Linked DNA regions of Homo sapiens: regions 1, 3 and 4 are each linked to region 2. A link is a loop called in an ENCODE intact Hi-C map of the cell type or tissue named here. Cell type or tissue: sigmoid colon. All regions are shown on one strand. Links, peaks and the distances in the headings refer to the core of each region. The heading gives the core; the rest is flanking DNA.

What was found. Peaks named below come from ENCODE experiments on the same cell type or tissue, not always from the same donor. Only the 100,000 strongest peaks of a DNase experiment are listed, where the experiment ranks them.
Region 1: it touches region 2 in a loop (10-fold over the local background); 3 of 110 quality-filtered maps call a loop at or near these places.
Region 3: a loop joins it to region 2, with 2.5 times the contacts of the local background. A loop is called at or near these places in 3 of 110 quality-filtered maps.
Region 4: it touches region 2 in a loop (2.8-fold over the local background); 3 of 110 quality-filtered maps call a loop at or near these places.

What each region holds. Positions count from the first base shown.
Region 1 is chr9:89,941,982-89,950,020 of GRCh38, reverse strand. No RefSeq gene overlaps it. Among named protein-coding and RNA genes, the nearest start is that of MIR4290, 78 kb to the left of the region's middle. In sigmoid colon, for the core only: no CTCF peak of the experiment used is centred there; a DNase peak (open chromatin) is centred at 5,550.
Region 2 is chr9:89,888,046-89,896,084 of GRCh38, reverse strand. No RefSeq gene overlaps it. Among named protein-coding and RNA genes, the nearest start is that of MIR4290, 130 kb to the left of the region's middle. In sigmoid colon, for the core only: no CTCF peak of the experiment used is centred there; a DNase peak (open chromatin) is centred at 4,314; H3K27ac peaks cover 529 bases.
Region 3 is chr9:90,097,668-90,105,706 of GRCh38, reverse strand. No RefSeq gene overlaps it. Among named protein-coding and RNA genes, the nearest start is that of MIR4290HG, 60 kb to the right of the region's middle. In sigmoid colon, for the core only: CTCF peaks have their summits at 3,204 (motif pointing right) and 6,158; a DNase peak (open chromatin) is centred at 3,246.
Region 4 is chr9:89,619,290-89,627,328 of GRCh38, reverse strand. No RefSeq gene overlaps it. Among named protein-coding and RNA genes, the nearest start is that of LINC03062, 16 kb to the left of the region's middle. In sigmoid colon, for the core only: no CTCF peak of the experiment used is centred there; DNase peaks (open chromatin) are centred at 3,068, 3,748 and 5,448.

The DNA of each region.
Region 1 (8,039 bases), core at 1,206-6,205, 54 kb before region 2:
TTTTTGTCTTTTCCCCCAATAGTCTATTTTCTTCTCATTGTTGAGATGGAGTAAATCCTATTAATCTGCTGTCAGATTCACTGACTCTGTCTCTGCCATCTCTCTTCTTCTGTTGAGCCCATTCAGCAAGTTTGTTTTTGTTTTGTTTGTTTGTTTGGGGAGGGGAGGGGTTGGTGATAGTATTTCTTCAGTTATATAATTTTCATATGATTATTTTTATATTATCTATTTTTTGGCCAGCATTTCCAATTTTTTAATTTGTTTCAAGATAATTTGCAGTTGCTTGTTGAAGAGTTTTTATGGTGGGTGCTCAGATATTTCCAGCATCTGATTCATCTTGGTAATTCATCTGTTGGTTGTCATTTCTCATTCAAGTTGTAGTTTTCCTTGTTCTTGTTATGGTGAGTGACAAATTAATTGTAACCTCTGCCTTTGGGTTCGGACTCTGGATTTTACTGAGTCTTCTTTTATTAGCAGGTAGACCCCCTGCTAACATGCAGAGTAAGGGCCAGGTACATACATGCAGCTTCCCTCTGGGTGTTCTCTTTGTTCATAGGTGGAAAGGAAACTCAACTCTTTCCACACCCCACCAATGCTTTCCTGAGAAGTGGAGACCAATTCACACTGTCACATTGCCTCTGAGGGAGAATGCAAGTTCAACCACCCACTGGGTGCTGCTGATAACAGAGAAGGGGAGGGGAAAAAAAGCCAACCATTCCCACCTCCCTCGAACCTATTCCGCTTCACTGATGTTGAGTGGGAGTGAAGGGTCAGCTCTCCTGAGTTATGTGTGGTTCACGGATCAGCAGTGGTGGCATGGCCTTGTTAGAAATGCAGAATCTCAGGACCTGCCCCAGGCCTAGGGAATGGGACTGCATTTTGACAGCAGTCCCAGATAATTCTTGTGCGTATTAAAGTTAGAAAGCACTGATCTAAATACTTACAACTGTAAGTGAGAAGCAATGACCCATCTAAAACTTCTGCAACTACATTTACTTTTCTGCAAACAGTTGAAGGAATCTCCAGGCCACAGACACTGCCTTGCCTAAAGAAATTTTGTATTCATCTGAAGATGTCCAGAGACTGGCCTCCACTTGTGGTTGCCTTTTGGGTATTATAGAAGTTAGCAAACCTCTGCTCTCATTCACTCATTGATTCCAAATGACAGTGTTATTAAAGGCCAAATTTCTGCAAGAATACTCTCTTTGAGGTGTAATTTTTACTTTTTAAAACATCTCCCAATCTAACAACAAAAGAAAAAGTCCTTGAACATAACGTGAGCCAGAAGTTTTTAGGCCCAGACCTTGAGGCATGGGTTATTGTCCGCCTCACCATTAGTCATTATGTGGCTGATACGGTTTGTTTCTGTCTCCCCACCCAAATCTTATGTTGAATTGTAATTTCCAGTGTTGGAGATGGAGCCTGGTGAGAGGCGATTGGATCATGGGGGTGGTTTCCAGTGATTTAGCACCATCCGCCAGTGCTGTCTCATGATAGAGTTCTCATGAGATCTGGTTGTTTGAAAGGACGTAACACCTCCCTCTTCACTCACTTGCATGTTCTCTCGCTCTCTTTTTCATTTTTTTTTATTATACTTTAAGTTCTAGGGTACATGTGCACAACGTGCCCGTTTGTTACATATGTATACATGTGCCATGTTGGTGTGCTGCACCCATTAACTCATCATTTACATTAGGTATATCTCGTAATGCTATCCCTTCCCCCTCCTCCCTCCCCCCACCCCACGACAGGCCCCGGTGTGTGATGTTCCCCTTCCTGTGTCCAAGTGTTCTCATTGTTCAATTCTCACCTATGAGTGAGAACATGCGGTGTTTGGGTTTTTTTTCTCTCTCTCTCCTGCCCCACCATGTGAAGAAGGTGCTTGCTTCCCCTTTGCCCTTCCACCATGATTATAAGTTTCCTGAGGCCTCCCCAACCATGCTTCCTGTACGACCAGCAGAACTGAGTCAGTTAAACCTCTTTTCTTCATAAACTACCCAGTCTCAGGTAGTTCTTTATTGCAGTGTGAGAATGGACTAATAGAGTGGCTTTTCATGTGCAGTGTGAAGGGGAATTACTCACATCCCCCGATGGCTTCATGATCCTTTCCCACATCCACACAGCAATTTTCTCACACATGTTTGAAGTGTTCCAGAATCCAGCATTAATTATCAATGTAAGGAAAAATACAAGACTTTGGAATAAGCAAAAATATTACTGGGCATCCTCTCAATGGATGAGGGTGTCCCTCGGATGATCTGGACCTTAGGGATCAGAGACTTTTCTCCGAGCTGTTTAACACTACTGTAGATATTTTGGCTAACATGTGGAAAATTGATAGTAATGCAAATAATTGTTCATAGACATGCAAATCAATTATATCCCAAAAAGAAACAATGACTTTCCCTCCAAGCCAGTTTTGCTTCCGTTTACAAATTTGTTTCAATATTCTTAATCCATAAATTATTATTGGATTATCCTTTGAAACTTTTGTGACATTTTACTAGCTTCTTCACTTCAAAATGAGTTAAATAATTTGCACAGCCCTTGGTGATGTTATTACAGCTCATGTTTGATTTTGTCCCTGATTGTTAAGTGCTTCATAGGCACTCTGAGAGAAAGCAGTGCTATCTCGATGTAAACTCTTTGACGGCAAGAATGGGGTCTTTATGCCTACAAATGTCACCCTAAGAGTGTTGAATACAGAGGGAGACTCACCTGACCTTTCAGGTAAAATCTTATCAGTGAAAATCCCCAAAGCCCCATCGTTCACACTTGCCCTCCTTACAACCTGTGCCTGGGATCGCAAGCCTGTCCAGACATCATCACTTGTTCTCTTAACCTTTGCAAGTCCTTTGGAGGGAAATCTAGATAAGCACAACACACATTTTTGATGACCTAAGGATGACACCTTTGACAAATTTGTATTGCCCCTTAAATCACAGTATCTGACAACTCTTGTCAAAATTTGAGTTCTTGGCCTGCTGCCGATTGTTTTTGATAGCCTCCGTAGTCTTGGATTTAAGAGCTACTGTCAAGCAGTATCCTTCCTGTCTTTGTTACACAAGAAATCTGCTTTGCATTAAACTCTCTTTGAAAAAGTGTTTTGAAATATCATTAAAAAATGCTTTGTGATTGTACAGAGAACAGACTGCAAAGAACACAAACGACTCTGTTCTGGCATACCTAATTCCTCTTTGCTCTTGCATATTGAAAACATTACTGCAGGTGTCTGGATGCAGCAGCCAAATGATTCAGGTCAGCAAAATTCACCCTTGAAAACCCTCATAAGCCAATTATTTTCACCCTTCTCTCTTTCCTACTCAAATGTTGGAAGCACTGTTGGGTAAAACTCAGTGTTCAGAGAGCTATGAAAGCAGCACAGGGCCTTAGGTGTTCATTGGTGAGACTTTTAGAGCCAGACTGGTAGATATGTAAGTGTCACTTTGCAACCACTGCTTGCAGTTGCACCTCCCCAGGGATCTGACAGAAAAGAGATATGAACAGCAGAACTAGTAATAAAACCAAAGTCTTAGCATAGTTGGGGTAAGTTTGCATGTATAAGCAGCTTTCTCCTAAAAATGACAAGAGATCCATGTGGAGGAACTTCTGCCACAACCTTGAGACCAGAGCAGCAATGGGTCACTTGTTTCATCTCCTCTCTATTAGCCCATCCCTGCCTAACAGGTGGTCCTCTTGTCCATGAGCCTCTGGGAAAGACAGCCTGACAGCCTCCCCTAGAAAACCCTCGGTAGGTTCTCCAACGCCCATGTCCTATTTTGTTGTTTGATTTTTGTTTTTCTCTCCTGGTACCAAACTCTAATCATTCTGGAGCAATTTAGAGTCATTTCCTTTTGTTCATTCTTCTGTGGTGTCCAATCTTGCACTGCCCTCTGTGTGGATGATTTTAGTCCACGTGAAGATCATACAAGTAGACTCATTTCAACTTTGCATTTGAGGCAGACAACCTCACTTCTCTTAGTGTTCTGTTTGTTTTGCAGAAAACAAGGACACATTTAGCATCTTGGAGTGTCAAGTCCTCACAATGGCCTCTGCTCCCAGCTCTCTATTGGGGTGCAAGTGCAATATTTACCTTTGAGGGTCTGGTTTTCCATTTGTGAGATGATGTCATCTACACTGTCATACCTCCCAGAGATGGTCTACGTTCTCAAACAAAAGTAGAAAATGGGATCTGGGTCCTAGGGTGGCTTGTCCAAGTGATGGAACTGGATACAGGTGGAAGAGTCTTTAAGGAGGCAGCTGGGCCCTACTTCATTAGGAAGAGAAAGAAGAAAAGTGAACCACAGGGGTCTCTGGTGTGGCCTTGTGTTATCTTCCTTGTGTTCAGGGGTAGGTTTTTCAGGAAGATGCCAGGCTATCCCTCCACTTCCTGTGCACTCATGAGCTTTCAGGGCATGCATATCTAGGTGATCATAGTAGCCACCTCTGGGTGAAGGCCTACTGTGGGCTTGTTCTCCCTCCTTTCGCACAGGACCATCATGAGCCAGGCATCACCCCCTCCACTTCTGATGGTGAAGATGAGGGGAGAATGGGAGTGAGCTAGCAGCATCTGCATCTCCATGAGTAGTTGAGCTGGATGAGGCCTGGGGAGAAGAGGTGAGACCAGGCATGGTGACTGGGCAACGGGGCAGGAGAAGCTGAGGCTCCGACCGCAGTCAAACATGCCACTGACCACTAGGGGAAGCATGGTCTTGTGCGTTTCCAGACCATGCTCTGCAGAGCAGAGGAGACCCTCAAACCTTTGGAAAGGTGAATGGGGAAGAGGAAGGCTGAGGACCCCCACCTTTCTTTCCAACTGAGCCCCTTGGCCTCCAGTTCACACATTGGGCTTGTGTTCATGTTTCACCTAAAACAAAGTTCCACTGACTTAAAAAAAAAAAAAAAAAAAAAACACAACAAAAACAGTCTAAAGCACTGGGCGCAGTGGCTCACGCCTGTAATCCCAGTACTTTGGGAGGCTGAGGCAGGCAGATCACCTGAGGTCTGGAGTTTGAGACCAGCCTGGCCAATATGGTGCAACCTTGTCTCCACTAAGAATACAAAAATTACTCAAGCGTGGTGGCAGATGCCTATAATCCCAGCTACTCGGGAGGCTGAGGCAGGAGAATTGCTTGAGCCCAGGAGGCAGATGCAGTGAGCCGAGATCGTGCCATTGCATTCCAGTCTGGGTGACAAGAGTGAGACTGTCTCAAAAAATTTAAAAAAATTTTAAAAAGTGCCTGGTCTGAAGGATAAAATCCAAAGTCCCAGGGTAGCAATGCCTGGCATGCCTGGCTCCCATGCCTCAGCTGGGCCCTTCCTCTCCCTCCACCCCCCTGGGCTTTGCAGAGGGTTCCCTGCTCCCTGCCTCTGCACCTCTGTGCATGCCCTTCCTCCTCCCCTCCCCTGTGATGTCATTCTTGGGAGGCGCTCTCCAGCCTGCCTAGGATGAGGTAGCACTTCTCCCTTTGCTGCCTCCATAGTCCTCTGCAGCTTCATGGTAGAATAGTGGCTTCTCTCTGCTGTCTGGAGTGTGAGCCCTCTGTATTCCCACTCCTGGCATGGGCCTGGGACCTGGCACAAAGGAACAGCCTGTAGTTGGCTATGCATGGATGTAAGAACCTAAGGTGGGTGCATAGACTTGAGAGGGATGACACATGGACTTGCAATAGTCTCAATGGGTCTTCTATTCAGGAACCAGAAAAGCAGCCCAAACATAGCCTTTTCCGAACAGAGCTCACTAAAGAGGTTACTTACCCCAACACTCGGTAAGCTTTGAGTGACTTGCCTGATTTGATTAAATGCCTATGCTTTAATGTTATTTCTTTCTAAACATACTTGATTTATTCAGAAGGAGGAGCTGAAATCATAGAAAAAAACATTTTGTCCTACAAGGATTTTTTCAATGTCATAAATAAAATACATTTACAATACTTCAACCTTTAGATGCTTGGAAAACAGACCCCCGGGTGACAAAAAGAGTTGTAGCACATGAATATCGGTTTGTGTTACAAGCCAAATATTAAATAAAGGTAAGGAGTCATAAAATAAAAATGTTTACAGCCCTTGGCTGAGTCTGTGAATTTCACACACCTAATAGATCATCTGAAACACTCCAGAGGAAGACGAGACCCAGAGAGCAGACCTGACCAACCCAAGCCAGCAGAAAACACAGTCAAGGGTACCAGATGCTATAAGGAAACCCAGTCACCATGTGGGCTATTGGAACCTCTGCTTCTCCCCATAGCCTGTTTTCTCTAGCAAATGCCCTTGAAAGCTAATCAATAAAGAAAGTCATACATGTTATTCCTCCTGAAAAAAAGTAGCAGCAATAAGTAATAACTCCAATGTCTGGGGAGGGAAAGAGGTGCAAGGTCCCCCCAAAGGTGGGGCAGGGAGGGGGACATGATCAAAGAATCATGTCCCCAAGATCAAAGGCATCCTCTGGAGCCCTGACTGCAGGTGGGAGGATACAGCAGGAGCCCCTGTGAGTTGTGCTCTCACAACCACCACAGGCGCAAAGGATTTCCAGCTAGGATGAATGCTCAGAGGCACAGCCCCAAAGGCAGGTCCCACCCAAGGAGTCTGTGTTCCTTTTCTTTTTCTCAATCCACGTCCAGTGCATTAGAGTTGGTGCAGGGGTACACAAGACAATGCTGGGATTCCTTAGGGGGTGTTTGCTTTGCAAAGGAGGGTAGGTAACCTGACTCAGGAGGTCTTCAGGGTGCAGACACATGGAAATGCTATTTTAAGTCTAGCAGGTGGTGGAAACCACGTATAGTAGGAACAACTTCAGGGCTCTCCAGACAGCCACTGTCTTACTCAGTGGCCCATTATTCTCACCTGGCCTGTTCTAACTGCTCCTGTCATACCCCTGGATCCCTTCTCACACATGCCCACTGAAATCTATCATCACCACGGGCTCCTCCTAGAACATCTGGGCTTTTTTCGCTCTATTGCTCTAAAGCTGCTGCAGCACACACATTGTTAAAGAGACATAACCCTCCTCCTAATCTGTAGGACACTGCACAAAAAAGTCCAGTTGCTGAGCTTGGGGGAGGCTGGTTCGCACCCCGTCATTCAAGACCCTCCTCTTCAACTTCCATCTATCCACAGCCAGCCCCGCTGCGCTTCCTCAGCTCCCACACTCCAGCCTTGTGCCTCAGAGTCTGGCCCATTCCTTCTTTCCTCCCTCATCTTTCTCTCACAGCATCTCTCACTTTTCTGGATTTCTGAATTTCTGTGTCGGCCCGGGCTGCAGTCATCTTGAGACTTGCCTTGGGGAAGATCCACTCCTGAGGTTCACGCATGTGGCTGCTGGCAGGTGCTCAGGTTCTTATGGCTGTTAGCAAAAGACATCAGCCCCTTTCCACATGGGCAACTCACAACATGGCAGTGTGATTCAGTAGAGCAGGTGAGCTGTGAAGACTTGATGGGAGAGGTGGGTGCAAAGAGGGACAGACAGAGGGAAGTCACAGTCTTTCAATCACCTACTCTCAGATGTGACCTCTCTTCCCCTTTTCCGTATTCTATGTTAGAGTTAAGCCATAAGTCCTGCCCACCCCCATGGGGAGGGAACCCCAGGACTGTGAGCATCAGCGTAGCTTTCCCCGTCATTCACTCCAAGCAAGGTGTAGGGGTCTCCTTCACAGCCAAGCGCATCCTGTGTCATGCTATCTTTCACTCTCCAGTCCTTTCTGGATCTCCCTGCTTTCTCTGGGGCCAAATACCTTTCTTTATTTTTCCTTTATTTCTGAGTTTCTGGCTTCTGCCCTGCCCAGAACCCCTAGGTCTGCTAGAAAGCTGCCTTCCACACTTCCACATGGCTGGGGTGATGATAATACGACGGTGAATGTATCTGGTTTATTTCTTTTAGAAGCTCCCATACATTCCATATGTGTGATCTCATTAGCCTCCTAGCATCTCTGCAAACCAGAAGAGTGACAGGTGTTTACAAGGAGGGCATGGGCCTTAAGTAATCTCTTCAAAATTATAGGGTGAGTCACAGGGAGCACAAGGACTTAAATAGAAACTGCTTG
Region 2 (8,039 bases), core at 1,208-6,207:
CAGAAAACTCGAGGACAGATGAATAGAATGGGTCCAATCCACACAACAAAAATAAAATAGACTGAAAAAAATCAGTGACACCTCAGAAAACTTGGGGGCAATAATGAAAGAAGTTACAATAACACCATCAAAATTTCAGAAGGAGAGGAGAGAGAGAATGGAACTGAAAGGGTATTTGAAGAAATAATGGCTAAAAATATCTCACTTCAGTGAAAGGTATGTCAACAGATTCAAGAGGTTGAGAAAATCTCAAATAAGATAAATGTAAAGAAATTCACACTAAAGGCACATCATAATTAAACTTTGTGCAACTAAAAACAAAGAAAAATTCTTTAAAGCAGCCAGAGAAAAACAGTATTCCTTATAAGAAAACTTGAGTTAAATGACAGTAGATTTCTCACTGGAAACATAGAGGCAAGAAAGAAGCAGAGCCACATTTTTCAGGAACTGAAAGAAAAGAACTGTCAACCCCAAATTCTAAGTCTGATGAAAACATCTTACAGTAATGAAGGATAATCTCAGACAAGAAAACTAAAAGAATGTGTTACAGCAAACCTGCCCTTAAAGAATGGCTGGAGAAATTTCATAAGCAGAAAAAAAAATAACAGAATAAATGTCAGAAAGAAAGAAAAAGACCATCAGAATGGGTCAAAATAGGGTTAAATATGATACACTGTTTTTCTTATGAGTTTTAAAAATTAAATTTGATGGTTGAATCAAATATAACACAATATAGTGAGGTGCTCATTGTACATGTTACACAAGATGATTATGTTTTTAATAGACAGATTAAAGGAACCTAAATGGAAATAAATTTTCTGTACTTAATATAAAGTAGTAAAACATCAGTACCAGCACATTATAATTATATATGTATCTTATAGTAGCTGGAGTAATCACTCAGAAAACAATACTCAAAAACACTACAAATAAATCAAGAGTATATCCTAAAAAATGTTTAAGCAACCTGAAGGAAAGTAACAAAAGAAAAATAAATGAGGGAGAAACTGAGGAAGCAAACAGAAAACAAGCAATAAAATAAAATAGAAGCCCTAACATATCAATAATTACCTTAAGTATAAATGATCTAAATATAACAATAGGAAGACAGATTGGCATAGTGGAGATATATATATATATATATATATATATATATATATATATATCACCTCATATACAAACATATAAGTAGGTTGAAAAGAAAAGAATGGAGAAAGATATACTATGAAAACAATGAAAAAACAAGAGTGGCTATAACATTAGATGAAGTAGTACCAAATAAAATTATTAGAGATAAATGGAGACATTATAAAAATGGTAAGAGAATCAACATGCTGAAAAGACTTAAACAATTCTGAATGGGTATGCACCAAAGAGCAGAGCTTCAAAATACACGAAGCAGAAACTCATATTAGCATTAGCCATTAGGGAAATGTAAATTAATGCCCTTACAAAATATCACTACACATTTGTCAACATAGCTAAAATAAAAAAAAAATAGTGATGGCACCAAACATTGGTGAGGATGTGGAGAAACCGGATCATTCATTCATACATGGCTGGTGGGAAAAAAAGTGATGCAGCCATTCTGGAAAACAGTTTGGCAGATTCTTAAAATGCAGAAGATGCAACTACCCTACAACGCAGCAATTATACCCCTGGGCCTTTATCTCAGAGAAATGAAAATGTGTGTTCACCCAAAAACATGTACCAGAATCTTTGCTTTATTTGTAATCATCCAAAACCAGAAACAATCTGGATGTTCTTTAGTGAGTGGGTCGTTAAACCATGGTCCATCTATACTATGGAATACTAATGAGCAATAAAAGGCAATGAACTATTCATATACAAAATAACTTGATGAGTCTCAAGGGAATTATGTTGAGTGAAAAAGCCAATCTTTGGTTACATACTGTATGATTCCATTTATGTAACATTCTTGAACTGACAAAATTATAGAGATGGAGAACAGATGAGTGGTTGCCAGAGGCTGGGCGGAGGCGGGAAAGGAAGAAGGGCTGTAGCAGAGTAGTATGAGGAATTCCTGTGGGGATGGGACTGTTTTGTACTTTGATTGTGGGGTAGTCACACAAATCTGCACATGTGATAAAATTGCATAGAACTAAACACACACACTTACACATACAACTGGTGAAATCTGAATAAAGTCAATGGATTGTTTCAATATAAATTTCCTGGTTGTGATATTGTACTAAAGTTATGCAAGATGTAACTATTAGAGAACTTGAGTGTAGGGTATGTGGAATCTGTATTAATTCTTAAAACTGCATGTCAATCTGCAACTATTATCTCAAAATAAAATGTGAAAGAATTAAGTATGTAGAGATCTGGTGATACAGCCTCAAACCTACATGGCTATCTAGTAAAATTAATATAACACCCCTCTCAAAACAGATAGAATGAGGATTCATAAAGTAAGCAAAGATACATGAATTGAATAATGTGATGACTAAGCTCACACTAATAGTTACACATCAAATGTGTATCAACAACAACAGAAATGGAGACCTTTGCTTTGCTCCTGTTATGAACCTCACATGCGGTGTTCTAACAGAATTCGCACATTCATTCAAACTGTTTTTCTGTGGAAAACAGATAGCAGAAGATATATGTAATATGTAAAACTGACTGGGTACACCTGGGATATACAAGGAGTGTCTACAAATGACCAAAAGATACCAATAAGCAATTCAGAAGTGAAGATGGCCAAATCACCAACAAGTGTACTCAGAGATGTTCAAAATCACTGTTAATAGGAGACGTGCGAATTACGAGAGCAGGGAGATAGCACTTTGGACCTATACACACCTCAGATTGGCAAAGCCACGAATACACTGAGTGACACCAATAAAAGATTAGTGAAAATGGAAGTTGCCATACTCATGAACAAAGCCACAAGTGTTGCTGAAAGCAGCCAGGCATTGCTTAGAAAACCAATCGTGTTTAGCACTGAGCCAGCAACTCCACTTCTGGGGTGGCTTCCTCTTCTGGAGCCTTCACCAACAGGTCTACATGAGACATCTTTGCAGACTTTCATGACTGCATTGTCAGTGGCAGTGGAGGGGAATGGATTAGCAAAGTGTGGGTGATGCAGACTATGTCAGAAGCAACAGCTAGATGTACGGACAGCCAACAGTGACATACACACACACAAGAACACGCACACACACGGTGACTACGTACACAGGAAGGAGCAGAAAAAGAAGCATAGTATTTACATTCTACATGGATTAAAAAGCAATGTAGGCCAGGCGCGGTGGCTCACACCTGTAATCCCAACACTTTGGGAGGCCAAGGCAGGCGGATCAACTGAGGTCGGGAGTTCGAGATCAGCCTGACCAACATGGAGAAACCCCGTCTCTACTGAAAAAACAAAATTAGCCGGGCGTGGTGGTGCATGCCTGTAATCCCAGCTACTCGGGAGGCTGAGGCAGGAGAATCACTTGAACCCGGGAGGCGGAGGTTGCAGTGAGCCGAGATCATGCCATTGCACTCCAGCCTGGGCAACAAGAGCAAAACTCCATCTCAAAAAAAAAAAGGTAATGTAAATGTACAAAACACCACTTAGCAAGGATACTTACACATTTATAGTGCATAGCATATGAGCATGACGGCCTCTGGAAAATGGAGTTGAAACAGGAATAGGGTATTGGAAATAAATGGGACTTTGCATGGATTGATGCTGCTGTCTCAAACTATAAAGAGAAAATAACATAAGACTATTATATAGAGGTAGAGCGGGGGAAGAAATAAAAACAGGAGTCTTTCCAAGCGCTTGCCTCTGGGTGGTTTCCCAAGTATGATTTCATAATTCTGTGTCCTCAGACACTCTCTGAATGCCACTCACTCTCTGGGGCTCAGAGAGCACACTCTCACCAGGACAAGAGCCAAGTCTGGGGTAAAGAGAAGCTCAGGGGACAGGGTTGGGGGCTTGGGGCAGAGACAAGCTTGCAGGGCAGGTAGGAGCAGGCAAGCCTGCTTCACGTCTTGGGTGTTTTCTCTTTTTCTTGCCATGACAGGGTGATGGAGACACAGCCCTGGTGTGGGCCAGAGTCCACCCTGGGATAGGAGGCCCTGCCAAGGCAAAGTGGCCTGGTAACTTGGCGCTGTTTCCTGGGGAAAATGCAACCATTGTTTTAACACAAAACATGCTTCTGTCCCTGGCCAAGGCCCATCTGTAAAAAGTTATTTTCTTCAAAAGCTTGAAGGAAAAGGCTGCAAGAAGTGTGCTCTGGCTTCAATCTCCCTATACACAGTTCCAGGCCAAGTACAGTAAGGCCAGCCAAGCAGGGTGACCCCTGACGGTGGAGGCAGGGCCAAGGCCCCCAGCAAACAGGAGCAGCATGACGTACCAGGGATCTTAGCCTGAGCTTGGCCACAGACCCATTCAAAGCCTTGGCTACTTGCTGTCCTCTGAGTTTTACTTTTCCCCACAAGCCAGAATATCACGATCAAATGGCTGGAGGCCATGGGCCCTGTGAATGCCTTCTCCAGAGATTGCCATGGTCCTTGAATGCCTATCTCCCCTGTCCTGCCCCAAACCTCCCACAAGCTGATAGAACAGACCATGGCCTCCACCACATCATCCCCAGACAAGAGCCGGGTGGGCCCTGTGGCCAGCCTCCCTTCTCATGGCCAGCCCCTCCAGGTCCAGCCAGATACGAGGCCCCACCCACCTGTCCTCCCTGTCCCTGCGGGAGGGCACTGGAACTGGGCCTCCCAGCCAGGCGAGCATTGTGAGTGATCAGATATGGAAATACTCCTACGATCACCAGGGCACAACCAGTGGAAATCCTGGTCCTGGAAAGGACTTTTAGTTACAATATTAAATTTGAAATGAAGAAATTTTACATTTTAATTCTCAGTAAGATATCTGGGTAACGCCGCGTTGCATTTTGTAAAGGACTGTGCTGCTCATAATCTTTCCTTACCACCGCCCAAGCCACCCGGCACTGTGTAGGTCAAGGTGCCAGTAGAACTGGCACCTGAGCCTGGAGGAGGGTCCCTCATGTACCAATGGGCTCTGAGTCCACTGTCATGCCCAGTGAGCCACTCAACCAGGAGCCAAGGGGCTCAGGGGCATCAGAATGTGTGACAACACCCCCAGTGGAGCAAGCCCATGGGCAAACACCCCGACGTCCTCCCTGAGGGCGGCAAAGTCAGGCGCAGTGGCTTGTCCTTCCAAGTTCCACAGTCAGCTTGGGGGGCATTCACGCCATCCTGCCTGCTCTCCTGGGCACCTAGCACAACACTGTGGTCAAGTTTGGCCTGAGCTGGTGCAGGACCAGCGTGTGGGGAAGGGCCCTGCCCGTGGCAGGCAAGGCTCTCTGGCCCCGGGTGCAGGAGAACCCTGAGGATAAGGCAGAGCAACCTGAGAGGCAGATGCCAGAGAAGGGCTCCCCAGCACTGGAGCGGGGCCTTCCAGGGGCTCCCAATTCCCAGCTTATCTATTAAAAACTTCATAACCCTGGCACAAGAGGTTTGCTTATTTACTTTGGAAATAGCCATGCCACCCGGGCTGGAAGCTCACACTGCAGAAGCCTCCATGGCTGGCCGTTTGCTCTTCTAATGACTCCAGAGTTTGGACAATCAGAGTTTCTGATGCTGACACCAGCTGAAGTGTGTCTCCAGCAGGACACCTGCCACTGGAGGCCATGCCTCGGCCCGCGTCTGTCCAGGGCACTCCTTGAGCAAGTAGGTCCAGTGAACAAGGGAAGCACCTCCTTCCACCCAGAAGTTAATGCTATTGTCCACCTCTTGGAGGCTGGGAAGGAGGACATCTTCCTTCAGCCTCATCTCTACAAACTTTCTCTCTTTCTCTAAATTATTTCCTCTTCCACCTCCACTGGGTCACCTCCCCAGGAGTGGAGGAGCTGTCAGGGCTACTACCCATCTGAGGGCCTTGGAGGGAACCAAGAGTGGGAGGAGGGAAGGTGAGGGTTACTCCCAGTGCTGGGGGAAGAGCCTGGCCGTAAGGGAGGAGCCCTGCCTTATTCCATCCCGCCATCTGCGCTTGGGGCAGGGAAGATCTAACAGTCAGCCTGGGCTGCTATAGCAAAGCACCACAGAGCTGAGGGGTGAAACTACCCGCATTTATCCTCTCAGCCCTGGAGGCTGGAAGTACCAGAGCAAGGTGTCAGCAGGGCTGGTTTCTCCAGAGGCCTCACTCCTTGGCTTGTAGATGGCGTCTTCTTCCTGCATCCCCACATGGTCATCCCTCCCTCTGTGGGTATCTGTGTCCTCATCTCCCCTTCTTATAGGACAGTGGCTATATTGGATTAGGCTTTGAAAAGGAAAATTAAAATTTGGGTCCACAATTTACTGTGCCAAAAGAAAAAAAAATTAAGCTGAAAGCTGAGTCGTGGAAGAAGTTGCCTTTCCTTTTGTTCCTAAGCAGATAGCTACAGATAAAAGGTTAAGTATCTCCACAGGTAGCTGCTCTATGTTCACCTTAACTTACATAAAGTGCTGATTTACTGAGTGCAAGACGCATACATAATTGACTATACCCCCACCAGCTCCTTTTCTCTTGCAACATGTGGATTCAGTAATGTGACCATACCCTCCCTCCTTCCCCTCCAGCCTGCTTTTCCCCTTTAAATATTGAAGCCCTCAAAATCATCTTTGGAGAAAGACACAGAACTGTCTCCTGAGTTATCAGGAGTTATGGGCATGAGTTATCAACCTTGGCAAAATACGCTTCTAAATTGATTGAAAGCTGTCTCAGATATTTTTTGGTTACAGGTCCACCCATACGAACTCACTCTAACTTAATTACCTCTTTAAAGATCTTGTCTCCAAGTACAGTCACATTCTGAGATATGGGGGTTGGAATTTCAACACAGGAATTTGTGGGGGACACAGCTCAGCCCATTGGTGGAGGATGTCTGCTAGCAGCACGTTCTGCAGGCCGGCCTCACCTGCAAACATGGTCAAGGTGACAAGCAAAAGCTGGCCTGGGGCAAAGTACTCTAAAGTCAGCCTCAAGGGTAGAGATGTTCTGCAAAGGGATTGAAAACATAATACATTTGGCAGAACTTGAACCTAGAGCATGTTTTCCCATCTTGTACACTAGAGCAAAGATCAGCAAATACTGCCCAAGCCAAATTCTACAGATCAGCAAATACTACCCAGGCCAAATTCTACAGACCAGATGAGCCACCTGTTTTGTAGGTAAGGTACTGGAGCATCGCCACACCCCTTCATGAGCCTGTCATCTGTGGCTGCTTTTGCCAAGTTGAGGAGCTGTGGCAGAGACCACACGGCCCCTGAAGCCTAAAACATTTGCAGAAAACATGCCAACCTTTGCACCGGAAGGTCAGCTCCCTATGGGCAGGGATTTTTGTCTGTCTGCCCACAGCTGTGCCCCCAGCATTTACAACTCTGTGTGGCAAGTACCAGGGGCTCAAACAATACTTGTTGGAAGAACAGGTCATTTTGTCTACATGGAACTGAAGGTGTGGTGAGGTCATGGCCCAGGAAACCCCTTGAATTGTTCAACCCAAGTCTCTTGCCTTGGTGATAGCAACCAATTGCATCTGATCAGTGTTCTGTAGTGTCCCCACAAGACCACAACAAGCACAAATGGCCCTTTCTACCTGGAAGGGCCTGGCCATTTCCTTTCTTCCCCTGTGACTGCCCCTAGTGACCCTCGGGGCTTTTGCACACAGGGTCTGGAGGTTGAAATTCCATTGCCCTACTGCTTATAGAAGACCCGCTGCCACTGCAATCATGAGCACCCCTCCAACACCTTCTGGACCCTGGAACCCAGTAATGTCACCTGTACATGATATTCTCTAAGACTCCACTTAGAGCCCAAACCAAGTATAAAAGGTGTTGGCCAAATCATTGGCTAGATCAGGTACTTCTGAACAAAGAGCCTAAACAACTTAACCTGTGTTGAAGTTCTAACCCCATATCTCAGAATGTGACTGTATTTGGAGACAAGTGGAGACAAAGTCTTTTAAGGGTTAATTAAATTAAAGTAAGGATTCTGTCCTTCCACTCAGAACCCACAC
Region 3 (8,039 bases), core at 1,251-6,250, 210 kb before region 2:
CAGTCCTTTTTACGTGGCTTTCATTCATTCTTCTTTCTGCCCATGAAGCTTATCCTAGAGAGAATTTCTGAGAATAAATGAAGCATAGTGAAGCTTCTAGAAAATAGTGTAAAATGCTAACATTGTTATTATTGTCAAGTCATGTTTATCAATATGTGGATCATTGATGATAACTGAACTATTCAAGAAAAGTTGTTAACTAAATGGCTGTATGACTTTTGGTGGGAGATTGTATCGTAGCTCAGGAAAAATTTATTCCCCTTGCGGTACCCGCACCCCCACGCCCAGGAGGAATGTACATCCTTGTCCCAGAAGCAATGGGCTGGGTGACTTGCTTTGGCTTGTTGGAATGTGAGTGGATGTGGATTTGCCTGTCCAAGCTAAGAGCCAAACACACATGGTGCATTGGGCTCACTCTGTGTGCTCTTATCGCATCAGAGCCATGCGTCCCAGAGAGTGGTTGTGCCTTCTGCCTGGAAATGCAGGAGAATCAGATCTCTGCCCTTCCCACCTGCGGACTTCAGTAGAACTGCCACGGCCCACCTGCAAACTCAAGAGTGAGAAATAAAGAAATGCTGGCAATTTCACACCTCACTGACAGGTGAGTCCCCACGCACAAAGGAACTTCAGTAAGCCTAATGGCTGACTACTCATAATTGTGGAGGTGAGCTGGCATACTCAAAGTGTGGAAAGAAAGAAAAATCTGTCAATGGCGAATTCTACATCCAGCAAATCCATCCTTCAAAGGAGAAATTAAGACATGCTATAATTTTAAAAAGAAAAGGTGAGCTGAGAGAATTTGTCACTAGCTGACCTTCTCCCAAGAAATGCTAAAGGGAACACGTCATGTTGAAATGGAAGGAAATTAGGTAGTAACTCAAATCCACACTAACAAATAAAAGGCCCTGTTAATGTGACAACATAGGTAAAAGTAAAAAACAGTATAAAGGTACTTTTGGTTCATAACTTCTTTCTTTTTTCCTTTTTTTTTTTTAGATGGAATCTTACTCTGTTACCCAGGCTGGAGTGCAGTGGTGTGATCTTGGCTCACTGCAACCTCTGCCTCCTGGGTTCAAGCGATTCTTCTGGCCTCAGCCTCCTGAGTAGCTGGGATTACAGGCACACACCAGTGTGCCCAGGTAGTTTTTGTATTTTTAGTAGAGACAGGGTTTCGCCATGTTAGCCAGGCTGGCCTTGAACTCCTGGCCTCAGGTGATCCACCCGCCTTGGCCCCCGAAAGTGCTGGGATTATAGGCATAAGCCACCGCACCCAGCCATTTCTTTCTTTTTTTCTGTCTGATTTAAAAGACCACTACATAAAACAGTAATTCTAAATCTTGAGTGATGGGCACACAATGTATAAAGATGTAATCTGTAACAATAGCAGCATGAAGGTGGGAGGGAGGATCAAAGATCATAGAAGCAAAGTTTTTGTATACCTGTGAAATTAATTTGGCGTTAACTCAAACTAGACTGTCATAAACTAAGATGTTTCTTAACGGGAGAAGCAGGGAGGAAAGAGCACCAGAGATTCTGGTCTACATGGTCTGTGCTGAGGTCTCAGTTGTATTCATTTCCTGTTGCCACTGTAACAAATTACCATAAACTTAGTGGTTTAAAATAACAGATTTATGATCTTGCAGTTCTGAAGGTCAGAAGTTCAAAATTAGTTTCAGTGGACTAAAATCAAAGTGTTGGCAGGCTGCATTACTTCTGAAGGATCTAGAGGAGAATCAATGTCTTTGCTTTTCTCAGTTTTTAGAGGTCATCTACATTCCTTGACTCAGACCTCACATGACTCTGATCTCTGCTTCCATCTTCACATTTTCTCTGGCTCTTAACTGCCTGCCTCCCTCTTATAAGCAATCCTTGTGATTTTATTTAGTACCCACCAGGTGATCAGGATAACCTCCCCATCACAAGATCCTTAACCAAATCACATCTGCAAAGTTCTTTTTACCATGTAATTGTCTTAATCCATTTGGGCTGTTAAAACAAACGATCATAAGCTGGGTGCTTACAAAAAACAAACTTTCAGCCAGGCGCGGTGGCTCATGCCTGTAATCCCAGCACTTTGGGAGGCCAAGGTGGGTGGATCATTTGAGGCCAGGATTTCGAGACCAGCCTGGCCATCATGGCGAAACCCCGTCTCTACTAAAAATACAAAAATTTGCCAGGCATGGTGGCACGGGCCTGTAGTCCCAGCTACTCAGGAGACTGAGGCATGAGAATTGCCTGAACCTGGGGTGGGGGCGGGGAAAGGGGGTAGTGGGGAGGGATGTGGGCGGAGGTTGCAGTAGGCTGAGATGGCTCTACTGCTTTCCAGCCTGGGCGACAGAGCGAGACTTTGTCTTACACACACACACACACACACACACACACACACACACACACACACAATTATTTCTCACAGTTCTTGAAGCTAGGAAGTCCAAAATCAAGGTACCTGGAGGTTTGGTGTCTGCTCAGGACCCACTTCCTGGTTCACAGACTGTGCTTTCTTCCTGCACCTTCACATGGTGGAAGGAGCAAGGCAGCTCTCTGGGGCCTCTCTGACAATGGTACACATCCCATTCATGAGGGAAGAGTCTGCCTGAATTACCTCCCAAAGACCCCACCTCCTGATACCACGACACTGGTGATTAGGTTTTCAAACTACAATTTTTGGGGGGACACAAATATTTAGACCACAGCAGTAACATATTCATAGGCTCCAGGCATGCAGAAGTGGACATCTTCGCGGACTTTATTCAGCTCACCACATGAGACACAAGTGGTCTATAAGTCTCCCTGTGCGATGCTGAAGTGCAACCAGGGTTTAGAATTACCCAGGCAGAGTCTGGGATGCTCACACCTAACAGAGCCTTCAAGCCTCCAGGAGCTTCATTAGCCTGACCCACACCCACTCCAGACTTCCAGAATCAGGATCTCTGGGGGTGCAGTCTGGGACTGTCACTTTTTAAAGTTCTCCCACGTGATTCTTATGTGCCCAGGGTTGTAAATCCTCTCAGAGGAGACATCAGCAGTCCATACAGCCCAACACACCACAGAGTAAAGTCCCCTGAGAAGTTTCAAGAATCCCTGGACACTTGGTGACATTCAGAGGCCAGGGTTCCAGGTAGACCTGCACCTGCTCCTTCAGGCGTGTCTTTTTGGCAGAACTTCTCAGGTAATTCTGATGCCCATGAAGGTTGACCGGTTGTCCTGTGGAGGGCAGCACTGGCCTACAGATGGATCTAAGCAGCCCCAGCCAATCAGGCTGTTTATATGCAGAGTGACGCATGTGGCCAAGGAGATGTTACACGTGTAAAGGCTTTGCTTTGGAGCGAGCTCTTAAAGGAAATGATTTCTTTCAGAGCCAAACTCAGACACCTAGCAGGGAACAGTTTGAAAAGGTCACCATATACTTGACCCTTGGTAAAAGATAGGGAGCCTCCAAAGATGGAGATGTGTCTGCAGGACTTAATTGTTGAAGAATCACAAAGATCCTCTCTAAACTATTTCAAAATAATACCATCTAGTGTTGCTGTAATTTGTGCTATTAAAGGAAAAGTTACATGAAGGGGAATATATCTTAGCATGACAAAAATGCAAATTTAGAGTGTGAAGTTAGTTCCATTTTTTTAAATTCAGAATCACAGTAGAAAAAAATGTAAAAATTATTTAAAAATTAGAGATAGAAAAAACTCTGAAGACATCTTGTAAAACAGATAACCTGCCTCATAAAGCTACATGGTAGCTTCTCAAACTTCTCTTATTCTATCTGAAAATGGAAACATGGCTCCTTGTCCAGTGTACTCATATTGAGGTGTAGTGAAGATCAATAAGGGATATACAAATTAACCATTCAAAGTATTACAAGCAAAGGGCAAACAATGTGTCTGTCATTTAAAAAGTTAGGATTGGCCTTGCGCAGTGGCTCATGCCTGTAATTCCAGTACTTTGGGAGGCAGGCCCAGGAGGGCGGATCACGAGGTCAGGAGATTGAGACCATCCTGGCTAATACAGTGAAACCCCGTGTCCACTAAAAATACGAAGAATTAGCCGGGCGTGGTGGTGGGCGCCTGTAGTCCCAGCTACTCAGGAGGCTGAGGCAGGAGAATGGCATGAACCCGGGAGGCGGAGCTTGCAGTGAGCCGAGATCGGGCCACTGCACTCCAGCCTGGGTGACACAGCGAGACTCACTCTCAAAAAAAAAAAAAAAAAAAAAAAGAATTTATCGAGATAAACAGGGAAAACTATATTTTAAAGATCATCTGCTTATTTCCACATTTTTTAGTTGGATATATGAAATGTGCAATTAACTATCAACATAAAAAGTTGACTAAGATACTCAAAACTGAAAATCCTAAAATACCTACAGAAATAAATGAAACTAACATGGTTCTTAAGCCCCAAACTTAAGCAAGCACTCACATATTTGTCTCTGGCAGCCTGGCATATCAGCCATGTCTGAACGCCGCTAAATTTGATTCTTACTTTACCTACAGGCAAATAGCAGCATATGACTGTCTCTACAACATTCTTGACCTATAAATCTTCAAAGCAACAATGCTCTACTACAAAAGGAAAAAAAAACCAAGACCACGAGTAACCCATCTTCAAACTGTCACTCTAATCCTTTCTCTGACTGTCAGATTAAAGGTTGCTGCTGTCTGGAGGTCTGTGGCTTCAAATTAGAGATGAGATCATCAAAAAAGCTTAAATTCAAACTTCAGATTGCTGGCTTCACTATGCTCCTTGGTGAGAAAATAAATACGTAAATAGTTACCCATTAGACATGCTATCAAGAATAAGAATGAATCCTGCATACATGTAAAATATCAATAATAAGATATCAATAAACTTATTGACAATATTACAGGACACTCATGTCCAGTGGTGGTTAAAAATCCAGCCTGACCTTACAGTAGACATTGAGCTACATGCCAGTCAGTGATCAAGATCAAGGGAGGCAAGCTCTAGCCCCCACATCCAAATCCAACACAGCCTACTTGTGTATACAGCCTGTGAGCCGAGATGCTCTCTGGATTTTCAGTGAATGAAAACACATGAAAAGAACAAATACACTTTATGACCAATGAAAAACAAATGACATTCAAATTTCAGTATCCTTAAAGTTTTGTTGGGACTCAGTCACGTTTATATCTTTGGAGATTATCTATGGCTGGTTTCAGGCTATAAGGGCAGAGTAGCGTAGTTGTGACAGAGACCATATGGCCTACAAACCTGAAGATACTTGCTATCTGAGCTTTTATGGAAAAACATTGGTTGACCCCTGTTATAGACCATGGGCTTCAACCCTGGCTGGACAATGCAATCATTCTGAGAGTATTTAAAAGAACTGATGGGCAGGCCCTTCAGAGAAAGCTTTATACTAATTGGTCAGTTTTGATCTGGAAGCCCATGAAAGTTGATCGGTTGCCCTGTGGAGGACAGCACTGGCCTGCAGATGGATCTAAGTAGCCCAGCAGAACAGGCTACTTGTCGAGAGAACCAGATAAGTAAGTGTAATTTCAAGTTGCCCAGCCCTCCCCTTGGCCCTCTTCCCACCACCCTTGGCTTCTGAATATTTCCTTTGTGAGATTCTTTCTACAACAATGCCTTCCCAGGGAACATCCTTTGCTGCCTACCCTCCTCCGACAGATGTGCAAAGATGTGCACACTCAAAACACACCATCTCTCAAACATGCACGTGTGCACACGTGCACATATAAACCTGCAAACACACATGCATATATATTTACACACACACCGCTTGTGTGATCTCTGGAGCTCAAAAAAGTGGAAAGAGGATTCTATTAAATTAAGATTGTGAGTTTCTTATCCAAATTACGCACATCTCCTTCCCCTCATGGAATCCTCCTGGGCCCTTGAGCTTAAAAAATAAGCAGCTGTTCCTTGACCCAGATCATACTTATTTTAAGATCCAAAGCAGGGGTGTGCAATCTTTTGGCGTCCCTGGACCACATTTGAAGAATTGTCTTGGGCCACACATAAAATACACTAACACTAATGACAGCTGATGAGTTACAAAAAAATCGCAAAAGAATTTCATAAAGTTTAAAGAAAGTGTATGAATTTGTGTTGGGCCACATTCAAAGTCAGACAAGCTCGGTCTGAGGTTGTTTTCCTTTGAACTGGCTCTCTCACATTTGAACCCTTAGGTGGCAGTGGAAACTCACAGTTGAAATGCTTCTCTTTAAATGAGTGGTTTGTGGTGTGTGCTGTGTTGTGTGTGTATGCGTGTGGTGTGTGTAGTGCAGTATGTCATGTGTGCGTGTGCATGCTGTGTGTTTTGGTGTGTGTGTGGTACCTATATGTATGGTGTGATGTGTTTGATGTGTGTGGTGTGTGTTGTTTGTGTGGTATATGGTGTATGTATGTGGCGTATGTCTGTGGTACATCTGTGTGATGTGATGTGCTTGGCGTGTGTTGTGTGCAAGTATGTATATACCACATACAAGTGTATGTGTGTATGCCAAGTATGTATGTGGTATATACATACACATACTTGCACACAACAGTGTGTGGTGTGTTATGTTTGGTGTGTTGTGTGTGTGTGTGGGGTGTGGTTTGTGTGTGTGGTATGGTGTGGTGTATGATGGTATGTGATGTGTATGTGGTGTGTGGGGTATGGGGTGTGTATGTGATGTGTGCTGTGATGTGTGCGTGGTGGGTGGTGTGATGTGTGTGTGGTGCACATATATATGGGGGGTGTGTGGTGTGATATGATATGTGTGATGTGTGTGTGGTTCGTGTATGTTGGGTGTGTGGTGTGATGTGGCATGTGTGCTGCATGTATGTGGGGTGTGTGATGTGATGTGTGAGTGTGGTGTGTGGTGTGATGTGGGATGTGTGGTGTATGGTGTGATGTGGGGTATGTGGTGTGATGTGAGGTGTGTGTGCTGTGTGGTGTAATGTGATGTGTGCTGTGTGTGATGTGGTGTGTGTGCGTGAAGCACAGGTGTTCTGGGGAGCCCTTGCCTCACAGACACCACAGGGAGGAGAGGAGCGGCTGGATTAGGAAGCAGTGCCTGCCGGGTCTCGGCACTCAAGTGAGAACAGCAGACTCAGCCCTCAGTGAGTCCAGCCCCTGGAGACCAGGGCCCATGCTTCTCAGCAACAGCACAGAGAGGCCCGAACCCTGGGCAGCGACAGTTGCCGGGCATCATTGCCGCCCAGCCTTTCACTCCCAACCTTCCCATCTGGGTCACCGTCACATGGAGAGGAGCTGGGCTGGTGTGTGTTTCTATGGAGGCTCCTCGCAGGGCTGGAGGGCCTTTCTCCTCTAAGCTCCTGTGCTTTCTGTCATTGTCACTGGCCAGCGAGAAAGCAATGTGTCTTGCCTTTAAGTCTGTTTTTATGAACTCCCATTGATTGGGGAAAGCTAGCTGAGTATGTGGCACCACTCTCCGCTCTCACCTGTGGACAGGTGAATGTGCAGCCGCACTCTTTCAGGGTTCCACTGCCAGCTGCCCTGATGTAACCTCTCTGCTGGTGGTGGGGGGTAATTATTACTGAGCTGATCTTCTTTGGAAAGGACAATGGAAAAATCTGGCCCCAATCCTTTAGCCTGGGGCATCTGATAAGAAGGTTCTGGGACAGGTTGATAATGAAGTTCTTCCAGATATAAATGCGAGCTGGTTTACAGACAAGCAAGGCGTTGGAAGAAAGGAAGGATACACCCACAAACACCTAGGTGCCTTTGTGGCCTGGAGGGGTTACAATGCCCAAGAGCACACTTTGCTTGCTGCTGTATGGGTCTCTGGGAGCCCCACTTCCTCCTCTATAAAATGGACACATTGCCTTACCTACCCCAAGAGCATTAGGAGAATTAAGTGAGATCATGTGCCTGGGAAGGCTTTCTAAGCTAAAGCAGCGTCTGCTGATGCTGCCGGCATGGACAGTGTTTTCTGGGAACCGCTGTTGCTCTGGCATCCCCTCATCCGGGCTGATGCCTGCTCTTTCCTCCTCACCTTCCAATAGCCTCTCGGAGCTCAGCCTGCAACCCAGGGAATCTGGCATTTCTGCCAGTT
Region 4 (8,039 bases), core at 1,454-6,453, 270 kb after region 2:
GGGAAGCTGTTCGTGCCTCTGAGGGTGTGTTCTTGCACCACTGTTGGGCTTTCTTTCCCACACTCCTCGCACTTTGTCATTGTGTGCTTACTTCTGTGATTACTGGCTGGGTCGCTGTTCTCCACCCACAGGTCCATCTGCCCCCTACAGTGGGCACATGAAACATGGTGAGTGAATAGCAAAACACCAGGAACCCCTTCACTGAAACTCCAGCCTGCACCATCTCCCAGCCCCACGCTATTCACACCAAGGTCAGCAGGGCCTTAAACGGCCAACGCCCCAGCCTGACATAGCACTGGGCACTCATTGGATCCCCTGTCCATGCTGAGAAACGATGGGAAGGAGGACAGTTTCCCTTTCAGGGTTCCAAGCCCTGCAGTTGATCTGGAAAAATAACGCCGGGAGCTGTGTTCACTCCCTGAGGCGTGTCAAAGCTCTCTTTATCTCCCCCTGGAAGTTCTGACATCAGGCAGTTCTCCTCGGGTCCCAGCCAGAGCGGGGACACAAGCTCTGCTTCTCCTGCTCCTCAGAGAGGTTTTGTTGGGCTGTAGGTCACACCCTGTGGCCACAGGCAACTCCACACCCACCTGAGTGGAATGTTCCCTGATTTTCACAAGAAATGTGAGCAAGCTGAGAACTGAGCTTGGCGGTGCAACTCCAATTTGCATTCACCCCCAGATCACACAGGTATCTGGGGCCTCTCTGCCTGCAGTGAGTGCCAGCCCACTGAGTTAGGCTGTGGGAAGAGCCTTTGCAAGACAGGAGCCCCTCATGTGAGCAGAAATGCCCCAGTAGGGCAGGGACCAGGTCAGTGGGGGAGTGAGTGGCTGCAGCCTGCCTGCCGCTGACCTCTCTGTAGCCATCGGCCTCGCAGGGTTCCTGTCTCCTTGAGCCAGGGGACTCTCTGACTTAGATTGTACCCATCTCTTGGGTGCTTGGCAGTTCCACAGCATGACATCAGTGGGGTCGCACACTTCCCAGATCCAGCCGGGCTCTGCTCGAAGCCAGGAGGGGCTGCAGCCAAACATTTAAGAAACGTGTGCTAGCAAAAAGCTGCCTGTTTTTTTAAGAATGAAGAAAAACTTAGTTTCCCAGTGGAAAGGATTAGGCAGAAAAGCTAACATTTTGCTTTAAGCTAAAACAACACCTATTATTGACAACCTTACAAAGGTCAATGTATTATCCTACTGCTCTGGGCCCCTGTTTCAACAACAGTGGAAAATGCCTGGAGAAGGGAGAAAACCCATAGAATCCACATTGCTCAGTGCTCTGTGGCGTCACTGCAGACTCACTGGGCACCAAGGGTGGTGGTCTCATCCCTGCCTCCACAGTGTAGGGGAACCCACGGCCATTTTAAACACAGATTGCCTCTGCCTGCAGGCCTGGTTGTAGTGGCCACGTGACTGCCTCAGCTCAAATGACCATGAAGTGAGGACTGCAGCAGGCCCCCTTCCATGCACCCACACTAGTAGAGTGGCCTGCTGCAGACGGCCGGTGGTTGCTGTTCTGGAGCAGAGTCTGCAGCCAACCACAGGCAAGTCATGACCCTGTATGCTGCCTGTGGGTGTACCTGGTGCCCTCCCCTCCATCCTGGACCACCGGCTTCTCACCTGGACTCTTGGTTCCCTGAGGGTGGAAGTCCTGGCCAGCCCATCTGAGACCGTACACCTGCCCCACCGTCTCTTATGCATAATGAGAGCTCCCTAACCATCTGCGTGGTGACTGCATCAGCCCCTCTGCGGCCATCAGAGGGACCCCCAGAAATCAAGTCTGAGTCAGCCTCAAGAATAATCAGAAGCCAAGAGCCAGACGGTGAGGCCTCTTCTGTGCACTCCAGAGTGTTGCATGGATGCTGTCCCTGTTCCCAGCCACTATAAAGGGAAGGCCTGGCTGAGCACAGTGGCTCACACCTGTAATCCCAGCACTTTGGGAGGCTGAAGTGGGAGGATGGTTTGAGGCCAGGAGTTCAAGACCAGGCTGGGCAACATAGTGAGAAAAAAATAAACAAAATTATTAGGGCATGGTGGCATGCACCCACAGTTCCAGCTACTCAGGAGGCTGAGGTGGGAGGATCGCTTGAGCCTGAGAGGTCGAGGCTGCAGTGAACCAAGATCGTGCTACTGCACCCCAGCCTGGGTGACAGAGCGAGACTGTCAAAAAAAAAAAAAGCCTTCTGAATGACTGTAAATGAGCACAGATGCACACGAGTCCAACAGCACCTCCTAGAAACAGGCTTGCTGCACCCAAATGTGTGGTCCACAAGGGGCAGGGCAGAGTGCTCCGGCCCCATGTCCCAGCCACTGCCCCCTGCCTCTGCTCTCCTTGGGCATAACTCCTCCAGCAGAGGCACTAGGGGAGGTGACACTCAGATGCATCCTTTTCAGTCTGGGAACCATTCACCACATCCAAGAGACAAAAAGTTAGAATGAGATTTCTGCATTGCCCCTTTGGGGTTTTTTATTTGCCTCCATAAATATGTTGGGGACTGAGTTCTGAACTCACCTCCACAGAGTATGTCACAAGGAATGGGGCATAGCCATGGCCCACGGGGGTTCACAATCCCAGATGAAGAAATGCCAGGGGCCGTCAGGACCCAGGTTATGAAAGACACCAGGTGGGTTGTCTCAAAGTGCCCATTCGGAAGTCACAGGAAATGAGAGCTGAACGCTGGAGATCCTGAGGCTATGGTTGCTGCGCTGGGTAGAGATGGGGGGCCAGGTGAGCTCTGAGAGCCCCTCTGAACCCCAAATCCACAGTCCTCAGGAGCCGTGCCCATGAGGTGCTCTGTGCCCCCACAACTGACAGCAATTCTGAGCCTTGAGCAAGGCACCCGGGGCCTCGGGACAAACCCAGAGTGAGTCTCACCATGCTCAGCACCTTTCCACCAAACTGCTGGTCCCAGCCGCTTCCTCCCTGGCATAGTCAGCTCCCAAACCCAGGTCTCCCAAGAAAGTAAAATGCCCTCCAATAATCAACGTCACTAGCAGGGCAGCAGCCTGGAGGAAGCTCCCGCCGGCCGTGGACTGAGCGCCGCCTTGCTGGGAGAGGCGCCCTCTCACTTTATTTTTCTGAAGGGTGGGCAGGGCACCCAGAGAAGGGGAAGCTGGTAGACAGAGCTGCCCTTAAAACTGCCACAGGCTGCCAGCAGCACACTGTGTTCAGGAGTAATAACAGCTATTAGGCTGCATAATTAACCCGCAGAGGGAAGTCATCACCACCAAGAAACTAAGGGCACTCAGTGCTCCTGGCCGCAGACCAGCTGGCTGGGGGCGCCAGGGCCTCCTCACCTCAAACAGCAGTAGCCCTCAGTGGGGGTTTCTGGCCTGCTCCCCTCCTGGGTTCCTGTGTGTTGGGCTGTGCACACTCTCCCTTGCTGAGCAGAGCCAAGCCACTCTGGAGACGCAGGCTGAGGAGCTAAGAGCCCAAGAGCCTCACTTGGTTTTCTTGCACTTTCTCAATGCAGCCCATGGCTGCAAAGAGCCTGCTGGTGTTCCTGAGCCTGCCAGAAAGATCTGAAATGCAGGCAGGTGTATGTCTTAAATGCCAAGAAAGGAGGCAGCAAGGGAAGCCCACAAGCTGTGTTTATGGGAAACCAGAACAAAAAGGTAAACTCCAGCCCTGCACAGAGATAAAAATAACAGCGGTACAGGAGGTCCTGCCAGAAGCAGGCTGTGCTCACAGCTCCTCATTGCCGCTGGGCCTGGGGCCGGGACCCAAACAGCGAGGACAGCGGGCAGTTCACCCCCAAGAGCCATGGGGGCTGGCCTCCTCCTCGTTCTAGCTTGTACAATTTATCTCCCTCTCACTGGCTCCCTGCTTCTGCAGACATCTGAGAAGTTCAGTCGGGATACCCGACTCCTAGCAGAGCTTTCAACCAGGCCCTGTAAACAGTTCCCAGACAGGCTTCAGGACGGCTGCAAAGCACTCCTCTGGGCATGTTCCCAATGCCTGGAGTCATCTACTCGCTGGTGACCTTGAGCTGGTCACTTCACTGCAGGCGCCTCAGGGGTCTTCCCTTCCCAGGATGGAAAATGATACCCAGCCTTTGAGGTCATGGCAAGCGAGGACCATCAACCTCAGGGCTTTAAATGCTGAGCTCTGCTTACTGAGAAGCCCTTTGTTTACAGAGGCGCTCAGGGTGTGGGGCTCGGCCTAATCCCCATCTGCACGGTTCAGAACATCCCACCCCAGCCAGGGAGTGTGTCCTGGTGCGGACCTCCCCGGCTAATGCCAGTGCCATTGCAAAGGCTAGGTCAGCTGCCCTTGGGCGATGCTGAGCCTGGGCCATGATTTCTCGATCTAGTTGCCAGCGTTGGTTTTATCTGAGGACTTAGCAGAAGTATGATATGCAAACACCTACACATGCACACACATATACATATATACATATAGTTGCTTTCTGGTTTATGATACACAGGCTTTGCAGACATATTTGTAACTAACTGAAGAGAAATTTCATCCACATGTCTGCACGGCCTTCACTCTGCCAGAATAATAGCCAGGGAGGCCCCATGGCTACTTGGGGGATCTTCTCTCCTTCTGTTTTTCAGTTGGAAGAAAAGAAATGGTACCTTGCCATGCACCAGAAAAGCTTTAATCCCACAAAAAATGGAGCTTCACTTATCCCTGGCTGAAGCTGGCCACGGCTCTGCTTCCGTGCTCACCGCACCATGCCGATCCTGGGGTTGCTTTGGGGCACCCTGAGTTCATTCACTGTGCTTCCTGGAAACCCCAACAGACCTTCCTCTCCTGAAACTTCCAGGGTGACTGTATTTAGAAAGGCAAGTTCCTCTGAAGGCAAATAAAGAAATAGGGGACAAGAACAGTTTCCCAGATCTCCACTTCCTTGCATCGCAGGCCCTGGGGTGGTCAGTATGCATGAATAGGAAAGAAAACCCAAGGTCAGACTGCCTCAAGGGGGCCGTCAACCTCTGTGGCTTGTAGAGAGCACAGACAGGAACCCCACAGGGGATGAAAAGGGGAAACCTTTGGATGAAGCTGCAGCTGCAGGCACAGTTGCATGGTGGGAAAAACAAAGTGGTTCGCATTCCAAGTGTGGGGAGGAAACTCACTTTCACCATGTATCCACTCCAGGCAAGGCCCTCTCCTGGGCACACAACTTTCATGCGTCTTGTCTCAGTCTTTGCAACAATGATAGGAAATGGTCTGGGTGGAGTTATTGGACAGAAGAGGAGACTGGGAGAGGCTGAGACCACATTAGTGGGCAGGATAGGGTGTGGAGGTGCCAGGGATCTGCCTTCCAGCAGGTGTGAACTGGAGGGCCAGTCCCTTCTCCACCAGGCCAGACCCCAGCCAGAGAGGTCTCCTCCTGCCCAACTGCTGGCAGATATGCTCATGGCAGCGTTGATGCTGAGGCCCAGAGCTTTGTCAGCCAGGGAACAGAACCTCTCAGAATCTGCTCTCTGCTGCCAAAGCCGGGCCCTGGGACAAACAAGACAGGCTCCAGGAGAACCCTGCAAGCTGAAGTTGTTCTTCACTAATTGCTAAACTGTGCAAGACCAAGTGAGAGAATCAAAGCAACCAACTTCCAGCTCAGAACAGAACATACTGTGCACCGGCTGCTTGTCCATCACCTCACCCGGGGATTCCACAAGGTGCAATGTTCCCATAACATGATTGTTTAATAGAAACCAAGGGTTCTGGCCATTGTTTTTTCTGTGCTACCTTGTTTATTTGAAGTAATTTGCAGCCCTGAAAAAATAAATAAATAGGGCAAATGCTAAGGAGAGAGGACGCTTGTAGAAAAAATGATTTTGTTCAATTTTACCCTGTAGAAAAAGGCAAAAAGTATCATTCAGCTTTGAAATAGGGCCTTCTCCTTTCATGTTTATGAGACAGATGTCAGCCTCCATGGAAAGGAGCAGAAGCAAGCAAAAGAGGCCACAGCCTCATCCAGCACATGGCTGGATGGTGACAATGTCAAAACCAGAGCAAAAAGGCAGAGCCCACCTGCACTGGTAACACCCAGACATCCCCACAGACCCTCGGGTGGCCTCAAGAACCCGGGAGAATGAAAAACATCAAGAGAATCACTGTCTTTATTTTCTAGTACTCACTCTTTAAGAACGAGCTGCCAGGCCCATTTGGGAGGCTCACAGGGCTGTCTGCTGTTGCAGGCCATTGAGCACGGCATGCTGGCCCTCCTCACCAGCACCTTCGCCACTCTCTGCAGGGGCAAAGTAGCTCTTTACTTTTCACTCATCCTTGACTATCTGAGGTTGGTAAAGCCAACGCTGCTGACCTAATGTAATAGCTGGGGAGTCCAACAAGATTGAACGATTGCGCTTCACAATAGACAGGTATGCACTATGGGCACATGTGCCTGTGTGTGTGCGTGTGTGTGTGTGCATGTGTGGGAGGAAGCAGCTAACAGAACAGGTGATTATGGAACCTGGGGAAATTGGTGTCCTACAACTGGGAGAGACTTTAAGAGCCCATTGGCTTTAATCCGCAGTTCACAAGCAGAGAGGCGTCTGGCCATCTCTGAAGATATTGAGCACTGAGAGAGGGAAGGCCAGCAACCTGCCCCAAGGTCAGATCCCGAGTCAATTAGTGCATTAAGCACCTCTGAGCACACAGGTACTATGTGAGGTCAGACGTCTTAAAAATGTGGACATTAAAGCTCAGAGAGGTACCAAAAAGTCTGAAGTCACAGCTGGAAAGCTGGGAAGATCAGGAATTCAAAATGCAGTCCCCAGCCCCACGTTGGCTCCTAGCCCAGAGCTCTGGCCCCGTGACCAATAAGGGCCAAGGTAGGACAGCGTCCTGTCTCATCGTGTGGTGGCACAGCACTCCTCCCGTTTCTCTGATGCTGCATGTGATCAATCAGCAGAGGACAGCCCCCTATCCCAGGATCAGCCTGGAACTGGAGCTCGAGCTCCCGTTCAAGTTCAATGTCGGTTCAGGCTTGGCCCCCATTGAGCCAGAAATTTCTCCACAGAGCTCTACCTGGGTGGAAATGCAAATCCACCCCATGGAGTGGAGGGCTCCTCTGTCCTCTCGATGCCCATAGTGTTCTCAGTGAACCAGCAGAACTGTCCCCAGAAGCGTTTTTGGAAAAATTGCCCTCCTGAGTGTGCAGGAGATCCCAGGGGACTGACAGGCAAGTTAGAGACCAAGACAGGCTGCTCTTCCCAAACCCAAGGAGACCCTGAAGTCAAGGAGCAGCCAGCCAGAGCCTGGAGGAAGCCAGCCAGCGCATCCCCTAGGGAAGCTGGCCTACCTCAGAGTGCCCTGGCTTTCTCTCTGGCAAGTTCTTCCCCAGTCCTTGAAGGAATCCCTGGCAGACTGGCCTGGCCTCATCCCTGGCCACAGTTGGCCCTGGTCTCACCCAGTGAAGCTGCCATGCTGCAGTGAAAGGCACCTTCCAGCACCCCTGCAGGGAAGGAAAGCTCTCTCTGGTCTGGAGAGCAGCTTGGCTGGCTGCAGGGAACCACTCCTTGCAGGTGGCCTGAGCCTTGGGGCTCATGTGGCTTTTATAGCTTGTTATTTAGTGCCCAACACCTCAACTCTTGATAGAGGGGGTACTTAGCAGGGGCTCCCTAACACTTCAGTTGTACTCCTTTGGAGAAAGGGAGAATTCCCTTCCCTTAAAAACCCCGTACAGAAGCTAGGCAACACTGGCCAGCATTCACTGCACCTTCCCTTGTGCAGTCATTGTTCTGAGCACTTTTTTTTTTTTTTTTTGAGACAGAGTCTTGCTGTGTCACCCAGGCTGGAGTGCAATGGCATGGTCTCAGCTCACTGCAACCTCCACCTCCCAGATTCAAGCGATTCTCCTGCCTCAGCTTCCTGAGTATCTGGGACTACAGGCATATGCCATCACACCTGGCTAATTTTTGGATTTTTAGTAGAGTTGGGGTTTCACTATGTTGGTCAGGCTCATCTCAAACTCCTGACCTCATGATCCGCCTGCCTTGGCATATTTTATATCTTTGTCTCACAAGCATCTGATGAGACAAGGCCTGCCTTCCAGAGGGAAGCAGCTTGAACTAAGTTATGCAGCTAGTGGGGGATGG